2 separate regions of the Homo sapiens genome follow, and region 1 is linked to region 2. The links are chromatin contacts, found by Hi-C or POLR2A ChIA-PET in ENCODE. All regions are on one chromosome and are shown on one strand. The core of a region is the stretch at or near the end of the contact, and the rest is flanking DNA. Distances in the headings are between cores, read along the strand shown. Region 1 overlaps MN1 (MN1 proto-oncogene, transcriptional regulator). Region 2 overlaps LOC105372981 (a long non-coding RNA gene).

Region 1 (5,224 bases), core at 1,834-4,333, 270 kb after region 2:
AGGCCTGAAATTGCTGACGCAGGGGCAGTGGGTCCCAGCCCGGCCCCGCCCTATGACATTGTGACATTTACTGAGCAAGTCCCCAGTGCCAGGCCCGGGGCTAAGTGCCTGAAGTACAGCCTGGCATCGTTTCCCCTCCAGCCGGCACCACTTGCAAGCCAATCTGTGCCTTTCATTTCTTCATCCCTAAGATGGGACAAACAATAGCGACAATGCCACCATGCACTTCCTAGGTTCACTGATGCCCTATATACGAACCACCTGGTATATAGTCAGTGCTCAGTAAAATCTGGTGCTGGCATATAGTACTTTCTCTGTGTTAAGCAGGCTTCTGAGTATCAACTCATATATATATTAACTTGCTGAATCCTTCTAGCCCCATGAGGCGGGAACTATTATTATTCTCTTTCACCGATGAGGAAATGAAGGAACAGAAAGATTAAGTAACCTGCCCAAGGACACACAGCCAGGAACTGGAATTGCTGGGGTTTGAACCCAGGTAGTCTGGCTTCAAAGCCTGTGCCCTTAGTCACATAATTATAATGCTAGCTAAAACATACTATTTGGTCCTCACAATATTTCTGTGAGGTACACACTTTTTTTTTCCTCTTGTCAATTTTATCTATGAGGAAAGAAAGCTGGGAGCAGTGAAGTGGCTTGTCTGAGATCACCCAGCTCGGAAGAATCAAAACGCCAGGGCTGAAACCCACAGCAACCATCTGACAGGCTATGGTGCTACTGCGGCTTCCCCAAGGTCAAGAATTCTCTCCTGCACGATGTCCACCTCCACAAGAGGAAGGGAACAAGGGTTGCCATCACCAACCACCAACCAGGGGATGTACGTCGTGCTGCTTTTTTTTTTTTTTTTCTTGAGACAGAGTCTTGCTCTGTTGCCCAGGCTGGAGTGCAGTGGTGTGATCTTGGCTCACTGCAACCTCCACCTCCAGAGTTCAAGCAATTCTCCTGCCTCAGCCTCCTGAGTAGCTGGGATTACAGACACCCACCACACCCCACTCATTTTTGTATTTTTAGTAGAGATGGGATTTTACCATGTTGGCCATGCTGGTCTCGAACTCCTGACCTCAGGTGATCCACTTGCCTCAGCTTCCCAAAGTGCTGGGATTACAGGCCTGAGACACCGTGCCCGGCCCTGTCATGGTGCTTTTTAAAAAGGCTTGGAAACCTCTAGTTTAAGACCCAGTTCTGGTCTGCACGAGGCTTAGCCAGATAAAATCAAATCCTAGCTCTCAGGTGAGGGCATTAAGGGGCAGGAAGGGAAGCCCAAGGCCAAAGGTCAACTATAGTCCTGTCCTGGCTCTGCGCCTGTGCTGTGTGACCTTGGCCAAGTTGCCTGCCCTCTCTGGGCTTTCGTTATCTCAACTGGAAAATGTTGTAGGGGAGGGGCACAAAAAACAGGAGAAGGTCTTTCCCATTCTAGAATTCTACCTAAACTTTCACATCAGTGCCATATTGATAGTGAAAAACCACAAGCTTGTGTTTTAGATGTTCACCTACTACAATGTCACAGGGTCTATCACTGTCAAGTCTGGACGTCTAAGCTGCCAAGGCGAGTCCGAATATCTCCACGTACACACACCCAGGCAGGGAAAACTGGGTCAGCAGACACTGGCCCATGGCGGCCAGTGCAACAAGCTCTCAAAGACTTTCCACGATGATGCCGCCGCAGGCTCCTGCTGGTCTGCCTGAAGTCAGCCTTCTAAGAAGTTCTGAATTTCCATTCCTCCCAAAATGGCCACAGAGGCCTTGGCAGAGAGCCGGCCCCTGAGAACTGCCCCTCAGAGGGTACTCGGGAGCTGGAAGCAGCCCCTTTCCCAGAAGTCGTATAAAGGGGAGCAGGACTGGGGACCCTGGATCTCCCCTGCAGTCATACAGAAGCCAGGAGCAGGGGATGCACCTAGGGGATCACAGGCACTCCCAGGGAGCAGGGAACTGAGCCTCCTCCCAGGCCAGGCCAGGCCTGAGTGCACACGGCTCAGATTTCAGGACCAGTTTCTCTGTTTGTTGAAACCGCCAAACACCCCCATATCCACCCAAAATGTGGGCAAACCCAGCCTTTCTCTCTATTTCAGCCTCAATGTGGATGGACTGTCAAAAAACACAACCGCCATTACCATCCGCTACACAATCTAATGTCAAAAATCTCAGACGCAGAGGAGGGAAGGTAGGGGCCTGCTGAGAACTAGGACACCAGTTTTTGCAGGCTTAAAAACAGATCAATTTTACTCTAAAGTTTAAAATGAAACATGCTCTTGTTTGGGGAAAGAATTTCATTAGGGGGAAAATATAATATAAAAATACCCATTTAGAAAGAATGTGCTATTAATTCTTAGCACTCTATGCAGAGGGGAAAATTGCATTTTTATCTAAATGGTTTTTCTGCATAAGCCATTTACAATATTCTTTGCCTGTCTGTAATAGGCCCTGCTACCATTAGTACTGGGACAACCAGGCTGAGGGCTGAAATCGCCCTCAAACACATTTAATACATAACCTCTGAAAATCTATTCCAACAGGGACCTTAGCGAACAGGCCGGCATTCCTTTTTTTAAGGAAGAAATAAATACTGCTGGGTTGTGGGTCGGGGGGAGTTGGGGAGTGGTGTGCTGATGCCGAAGGAAGGGACAAGATGGTTTAAGTTAAAAACAAATGGTATGAGTCCCTTTAGCCAGATGTAAAATTGCAATCGTTTTTTGGTTGGACGATTGCAACTATTTGATCGCCGGCATCTATATAGATGTGCGTGCTGGCATCCGCCACACACACACACACACACACACACACACACACACACACACGGGTTTCCATCAAACAAGCAAACAAGGAAAGGATGAAATTTGGGATATGAAAACAAACTATTTTTAAACGCTAAAGCAAACACACCAAGATAGTAATACTGCTATTTTCCCATTAAACCAAGTTTGTCTCAATTTGAAAAGCGAGAATAATCTAAACAATACTTCCAAACAAACTGCTCGGAGTCTGGGTGTTGTGGCCTCCGCCGTTCCTAACAACGGAAAAACCCCCTCTGTCGAGAAGCAAAAACACAGGCAGGGATGGGGCCGGCCGCTTCTCCACGTCCGGCCACGTCGCACCAAAGGAGTCCTCCCCCACATCTTACGCCTGGACGCCAAGACGTCTCAAACTTAAAAATGCAATACTTTTTCTTTTTTCCAAAAAGTTTTTTTAAAGTCTTCCAGCTCTTTCTCTCTTCGATTCCCAAAATAACTACTTACTTAATACCAAATGTTGGGGAACTAAATTAGTTCATTAAGGAAATGCAGGGGCCGTGATGGGCACCGAGCGTGGGGGCTCTTGCAACTTCGCTGCCATAAGCCAGAACGCCTCTGGCTGCTCTCTTCCGGCTTTACCTAGCCCATAAATTCTTCCTTTAAAACCAGGAGTCTAGAAATGTCATAATTATAGCTGATACAGGTAACAGGTGTGCCCCCCCCCCATGGCCCCTCCCAGCCCCACCACGGCCATCCAGACAAGCCTCTGGAAGATTTAGTGGTCTTGCCTGGGGTGTCGTAATTACCGGAAACGACTCCAGTTTTAAGGGTTAGATAAAGACCCTCTCCAAATTTAAGGCCAGACACCAATGTCCATTAGACTTTAACGGGCCCACATAAAAAAAGAAATTGTATCCTCATCTCTCCAAATGCCTGTTTCCTCAGCGCCTTCAGTTCATTTCAGGCTGGCTCAGCGCCGCAAAGACTCCGTCTGGCCCTCACTCTGCAAAGGCAAGGCCTTGGTGGGAACCGACGAGATGAGCGAGGAATTAAGCAAATGGTGGGGGGTGCCGAAAACACCATTTCTCAAAAACTGTTATGGCCGAACCCTGGCATTTTGATGGTTGTTTTTTGAGTGGAATTTTAGCCCATCTTCTGAAGGCAGAGAGACAGGAAGGCTGTGGGGAGCCCAGAGAGGAAGAGGGGGGCCCCCCAAAGAAGCCAGGCTGAAGTGCTCGCACCATCAAAATGACACATGCTCCCCTTTACAGACTCAGTGTTAGGAAAGGCCAAAGCTGAGGGCTGTTTTGCTTTGTTATTCCTTTTCTCAGCTTCCGAGACTTATGCATACTTTTTCTTCCTTCTTTGGAAGTCAAACGATGCATTTCTTAAAAGTTAAACACACACACACACACACACACACATCCTCCTACCACCACCACCACCATGTGTCAAGGAAGCAGCATAAAAGGTACTGCAAAGAGGTTGAAGATTCCCAACTGTCCACCCATGTGCAGAGACCTCTGGCCCACACGAGTGCTCAACTCCCAGTCAATTAAGAATTAATGCTGGGAAACTCTCAGGGTCGGAGAACCAAGGCACCAGAAGGAAGCCCGTGTTCTTTGGCCGTCTCCAAGGTTCTGGGAGGCTGGGTTTGCTCAACGACTGGGCTTTTTCTCCCTCCTCCTGGACGAGTGATGGTGAAAGGCGCCACTCGCCTCCTCTTCCTGTCCTGAGGAGGTGGTGGGAACCTAGACTACTGGTGGCCATTATTCTATGCCAGGCAATCCGGGCCCATTAATGCCCGTGCGCACACACACACACACACACACACTTCTAATCCCAGCAAAATGCTTCACAGGCGCTGAGCACAAAATAAATGCTTATTAACTAAACTGACCCAAAATAGTGAAATGTACAAGTAAATTAATCATGCCTTTCCCGGAGGCCTAACAGGATTACAAATTCGGCAAAAATTGACCGCATGGAGATCAATACGCGTCTACTTCAAACTGAACGAGGCCAAAACTTTGCATGAGCTTCTTCTTGGGGGAGAAAATTATTTATTCATTTCTTATTAAGACTTCTCAGGCCTGTGTGGTATGTGTGCACGTGCACGTGCGTGTGTGCACGCAAGCAAAGCCCGGCAAAAGGCATTCAAAGCTTTCTGCCCAGACAATTTAGAAATAGTCATGGCATAAGGATCGTGAAATTGCTCCTGTTCTAAAAAGCCAAATTTTGATCTGCAGCCTCCCTTCCTTCAAATACTAAACAATCGCCAAAAGTTACATTGCAGGGGATGAAAATGGCCAATTTGTTTTTAGTCAATTAGGTCTCACTGCAAAAGCATTAAGGGCTTCTGAAGGCTGGACCTGGGGTCTCCTGGAAGGGAGGAAAGAAGAGACTCTTAATTTCTCCAGCTCCTTTCCACACTTGGCTTATCTCAAGTCAGGGAAATCTTCCTCTTGCTGGAT
Region 2 (5,194 bases), core at 189-2,688:
CACATAATGACTTCAGCAAATACTAAGGAGCAGACGGGCATATTACACTGTATCCTCAACTCATCCCTGGGAATTTTACCCCCTTTTATAGATGAAAGCAGCTGGGTATTGGTGAGGTCACCAAGCAACCCCACAGAGAGGTGAAGACAAGGTTTCAGATTCCAAAGTCTTCCAGTCTACTGTAGGAACTTAGGGGTGTGTGTATATTCACGTGTGTGCACAGATATGGGAGAGGGCATGCGCGTGTGAGTGGCTGTGTGTGTGCCCATTGTGTATGTGTGCATGGATGTGGGTGTCACACAGGAAGGATGCGAGAATGGGAGATTCAGAGCAGGTTTGGTCCTCAAGGTGGCTGCAATGGGTGCCCCACACTTCAAGCCACCAGTAACTCTGTGATCCTCTTCACATTTCCCCTGTTTTCCAACAATGGGGCCACATCAGCCCCACCAGGGCTCTACTGGAAATTGTTGTTGATACCTAGACAGAAAGGGCTTTTCACTGTCCAGACCCCCATGGGCTGGTTGCTCTCCCAGGATCAGCACGAGGACTTTCTGTGAGCTCTGGAAAAAAGTAGACTGCACTTAAGAGAAAACTTCCCAAAGGAGTAGATTTTAAGTCTGCTTCAGTTGAACGCCATTGATCTCTTTCTCTAAAAGACCCTAAACAGTGAGAGAGTCCTATTCAGAGGTTCTGATCAAGGCTGGGTAAGGCTCTGCCCCCACCAGCCCTCTGTGTGCTACCGAACACAGGCATCAAGCTTTGGAAGAAGCCACTTCAAGACAAATTCTGGGTCCTCCACCTGGAGCCAGCTCAAACCTCCCTGAACCTGTTTCTCCATCAGTAACATGGCGAATATTCCTCCTTCATAGGTTGTTCCAAAGAAGTTAAAACTATAAAGTCAGAGATCAGTAATAGTCAGTTTCTTTGAGCATCTTGCATAATGACATAAAATAAAACTGTACTAAGTGTCAGGAACATTGGGTTCCACTTTTTTGCCTTGCCGTTGACATACTCCATGATTTGGGGCAAGTCCTTGTCCTCTCTGGACCATATTGTTCTCTGTTCTATAATTAAAGTGTTAGCCCTGATTAATGGATTCATTCTTACTATGTACTGAGTCTTGGACTCAACATGGTAGGTGTAGATGTGAATATGACAAAGAAGGTCCCTGTGGCATCTGGGAAGGCTTTACCCAGACACCTTAGGAAACTACTATTGGTGACTGACCTTTGGAAGAAGAGGCACGTAAGCTAACTCCTTTTTTTCTTTCTTGGGAGGTTGCAAGAGTAAAGAGCATGTTCAAGGAAAGAAGGAGTCCCTCTCCAGGGTTCTCCTAGGTCTGTTTGTTGATTGGCTCGTTGAGTACGTAACCCACATGTACACACACACATCTGCATGGGCATGCATAGACATGCGACGCACACACCTACCAGAAGGCAGGGTTCAACAGGCCCAGCAGCGGCGTCTTGGGGAAAAGGACTGATTCGAGAGAAAACAGGAAGCAACTCCAAGTGTTCAAGCCTCCCTCTGCAACCCCGTTCCTTTTCCACACATTATGAAAATGAGATTGGACGGTGGAGGGTAGAGAGGTGCGTAATGCTCCTGCTATTTCCTGACGTCCTTCCCAGTGCCTCAGAGGCCCAGATCGAGTGGAATTATCTCCTCCCCTGGCTGGGAGGGAGCTAGCTTAGAGCCAAAAACACCAAGATATGGAGAAGAAGCCTGAAGGACTATACAAACAAGCTAGGCTCGTGGCTTCAGGCCAAGAGGAACTGAGCCAACAACCCTCCCCTGTCCCAGTGCAAACCCAGATGTTGGCTGGCCCCCCCGCTATTGGCCACAGAGGTGATGGGGGTCCCACTTCAGGATCTGAGCCCTGCTTGAGTAAGACTGACAGGGGGCTGGTGTGTGAATCTGGAGAGAAACAGGGGACTGGGTGCCTTCCTTTCTTTCTCTCTCTCTCTCTCTCTCTCTCTCTCTCTCTCTCTCTCTCTCTCTCTTCCCAGTCTCTGCCTCATCATCTTGTCACCTGTATGTATCTCTCTCTTTCTCTTTGCAGTGTCAGCCCAGTCTTTTTCTCTGGAACAAGTAGGGTGAAGCTGGCAGGATGTCTGAAAAATCCAACCTGACCAAAAACTTGCTATGAAACCCAAATTAACATAAGACACCCTGTTCTGTCTATCACACTGATAAAAATGGAAACATCAATAATATTCTTCATTAACAAAGGTAGAGCAAACAGGCTGTCTCAAAAATTATTAGTGGGAGTAAAAACCAGTATTAAATGTGCACGCTCCTGACCAAGCAATACTACTGGCACAAACTCAACGTGCACAAAGATGTATGAGGAAGTATAAGAATACAATGGTATTGTTTATACACCATTGTTTGTCATAATGAAATCTGCCAATAATGCAAGAATGATGTAAAGGGGACTGGTTAAATAAGTCAAGGTGTCACCATACTATGGAATATTATGCAGATATGTAAAAGAATGAGCTAGGTCTACATGTCAGGCATGGAAAGACATCCATGAACAAAGAAAGTCACATAAAGGTTTAGCTGGGGTAGCTTAGGCTATGCTTAATAACAAGTATGTCTGAACACCTCAGTGGCTTACTACAAAAAGGTTCATTTCTTGCTCAAACAAAGTCTAATGGAAGCCTGGTCACTCTCCAGGGTAGCTGTGCTCCATGCTGTGACTCAGTGATCCAATCTGAGTCCATCTCATGGCTCTACTATCTCAATACTATCTCGGCATCCTGTTCACTATAGAGGGAAGAGAATGCAGAAAGAACTCACACCTGATCATGCATGCACCACCCTTTGCTGGGAAGTCACATGCCCTCTGCCTAATTACAAGGAGACAGGAAAATTGGGAGGAGTAAGTTGATTTTAAGTGAGCCATAAAAAGGCAAATGTAAGAATTATCCCCACTTTACATATGGAAAAATGAAGTCTCAGACAGACCACCACTCACTGCAGTGAATGTTTTTACCTCCCTAGCATCCATCCACCTCTTCTTCAGCCGAGGGTATCATTATATCCCTTCAGAAAGACCTGTTCTAATCTCACCCACACAGAATATGTGGGTCATAATTGCCTTAGGTTAGTTGCTTCCACAATTCTCTCAGTCATAGTGACTGGTTCTGGGAGGTACTATAGTTCAGTCAGAGCCAATGAAACCAATGGATACTCTCATGGGAGTTCTGTGTAAGCATCTGGATCAATCCATTCCTGAAGCTAATACCAACCACTTCGGCCAATATATTATTACTCCCTTACTCACCCATCCCCATTTTTTTTTGTGTTGATTTTTGTTTGCTTTGTTTGTTCCTAAGCCTCTTAGGGCCTAGAGTTTTTATCAGGACTTAATCCCAGGTCTTCCAGATTCCAATGCCCACTCTTAACCAGCATATACGATACCCTGTCTTAGATGAGGCAGCAGAAGGGACCTTACATATTTTCTGGTCCAAACCCTTTTATTTTACAAATGAGATTGAGACCCAGGGAAGTCAAGTGACTCCCCTGAGGCCACACAGCAAGCCCATCTCAGAGCCTGCATTGCCATCCACAGACCCCTGCTCTTGCCACAAAACTTCCACTCAAATTTACCTGACCTAAGCCCCTTGTGTCTCTGAGGCCCTGGGGATGTCAGCATCATTTCTGATGTAAACAGATGATGACCAAGGCCCACCCTGATACGTCTGGCTGTGAACTCTGTTCCAAGCTATCGGTTGCCAATAACAGTTCAAGTGCTGACATTTTAGAATGACTTAGTTTCTTTTTCATTTCATTTAGTGTGGATTCTAATGACATCATCCTCACTCAGTCACCTTCTGATGGGTTTTGTCCAGTGAAGAGAAAGCCAGAGATTTGCGGGTGGCCTTCTGCAGGAATTGCATGTCCAACCACTTGAGGTCTCCAAGTCTCATTTTCCTTCCCTATAAAATGGCGAAAATGATAGCAAACACCTCGCAGGATGTTGTCAGAATTAAATGAAATCTCACATGGCAGAGCCAAGCACAGAATGCAGTGCAAACAGTATTGTGTAAACTCCAGTTAGCATCTTCTTCAACATCCCCCGATGGGGCCCAGCAATGTCATGAATTCTCTGGGCCCTAACAAAGTTCTCTCCACTCTGAGCCTCAGTTTCCCCAAGGGCAAAGTGAGACCGAGACACTCTAAGGACCTTCCAGCCCTAACAGCTGGACAGCCAGCTGGAGAATAGCATTGAGCTGATTGCTACAATTCCCTGGATACCTGCAGGGTGCCAGGTCTGTGTCAGGGCCCCTCCCTCTATGAGCTCACCAGCCCTTGTGGGGGTAGATACTTTTCCCCCAATTTGCTGAGGAGGAAATTGAGGCCAAAGAGACCCAGGGAGACTTGCACTGGCTGTCCAGATCCAACATTCCTGGACACTTTCCTAAGCAAGCAAGTTAGACTTTATTCCTAGTTTCAACAAGCTCTACGGCATGTTTTTTATGTTTCCTTTGAAGGAGAGGCCACAGCTGACGGATGGGGAAACCCAAGTCCAGAGTGTTTGATGGATTTGACCAAAGCCACCCAGCCATAGGCAAGAGGTGCAGAGTTGGAGCCCAGGGCATGTGATTCCCAACAAATTATTCTTTCCACCAGACCACATGATTCTTTTGGATTGAGGCCTTTTCTGCTCTTTCCAAACAGAAGACATCAAGTTGTTTTCAGAGGCAAGGAAAACTTTGCTCCATATTTTGAGATCAGGAGGTGAGAAGAACTTGAGTCTGAACTCTCTTCTTATAGTTTCTTAAACTTAGGTAACTACTACTGGTGACTGACTTTTGGAATCGCTCAAACTGGCCCCAGGATGATTCCTGGGGAAGAAATGTCGGTGTGATAGACCCAAAGAGGCCAAGGTTTGGAAAAGAATAGATCTAGTGTCTGCCTCTCAATTATAATTGTGTGGCCTTGGGCAAGATACCTTACCTCTCTGAACCTCGGTCTTTTCATGTGTACTATGGAGATAATAACAGTTGGCTGTGACATTACTACATGGCTAGAAAAAAGTAAAATTGATCTGCACGAACTGATAAGGATTATTAAATCTCTGATGTGTTATTAAGTAGAAAAGTAATATTGCAGGACACTGTGGTGTGATCGTGTTTGTGGATGTGCCTTCCTCTCCCTCATCCTCCACTCTTGTGGCAGACAGCAG

The links. Hi-C counts contacts between places; a loop is a spot of excess contacts on that map. ChIA-PET counts read pairs that join two places held with the same protein, here RNA polymerase II (POLR2A). Pooled maps may share reads with other maps.
Region 1: a loop to region 2 is called in a map of aorta, with 2.8 times the contacts of the local background. The contact joins two enhancer-like sites. A Hi-C loop is called at or near these places in 3 of 168 maps with a recorded cell type or tissue (Right ventricle myocardium inferior and aorta) and 1 of 50 pooled maps. POLR2A ChIA-PET finds 5 or more read pairs at or near these places in 1 of 52 experiments (H1).

The regions. Positions count from the first base shown.
Region 1 is chr22:27,782,282-27,787,505 of GRCh38, forward strand. All of the region lies in intron 1 of MN1 (MN1 proto-oncogene, transcriptional regulator), which reads right to left. Among named protein-coding and RNA genes, the nearest start is that of MN1, 17 kb to the right of the region's middle. RefSeq lists an enhancer at 3,116-3,643. Within about 2 kb of position 3,084, at least 4 of the 41 ENCODE cell types and tissues checked have a DNase peak (open chromatin) inside an H3K27ac peak, as active enhancers do.
Region 2 is chr22:27,510,918-27,516,111 of GRCh38, forward strand. The region is part of intron 1 of LOC105372981 (a long non-coding RNA gene); the gene reads right to left. Among named protein-coding and RNA genes, the nearest start is that of CPMER, 200 kb to the right of the region's middle. Within about 2 kb of position 1,439, at least 13 of the 41 ENCODE cell types and tissues checked have a DNase peak (open chromatin) inside an H3K27ac peak, as active enhancers do.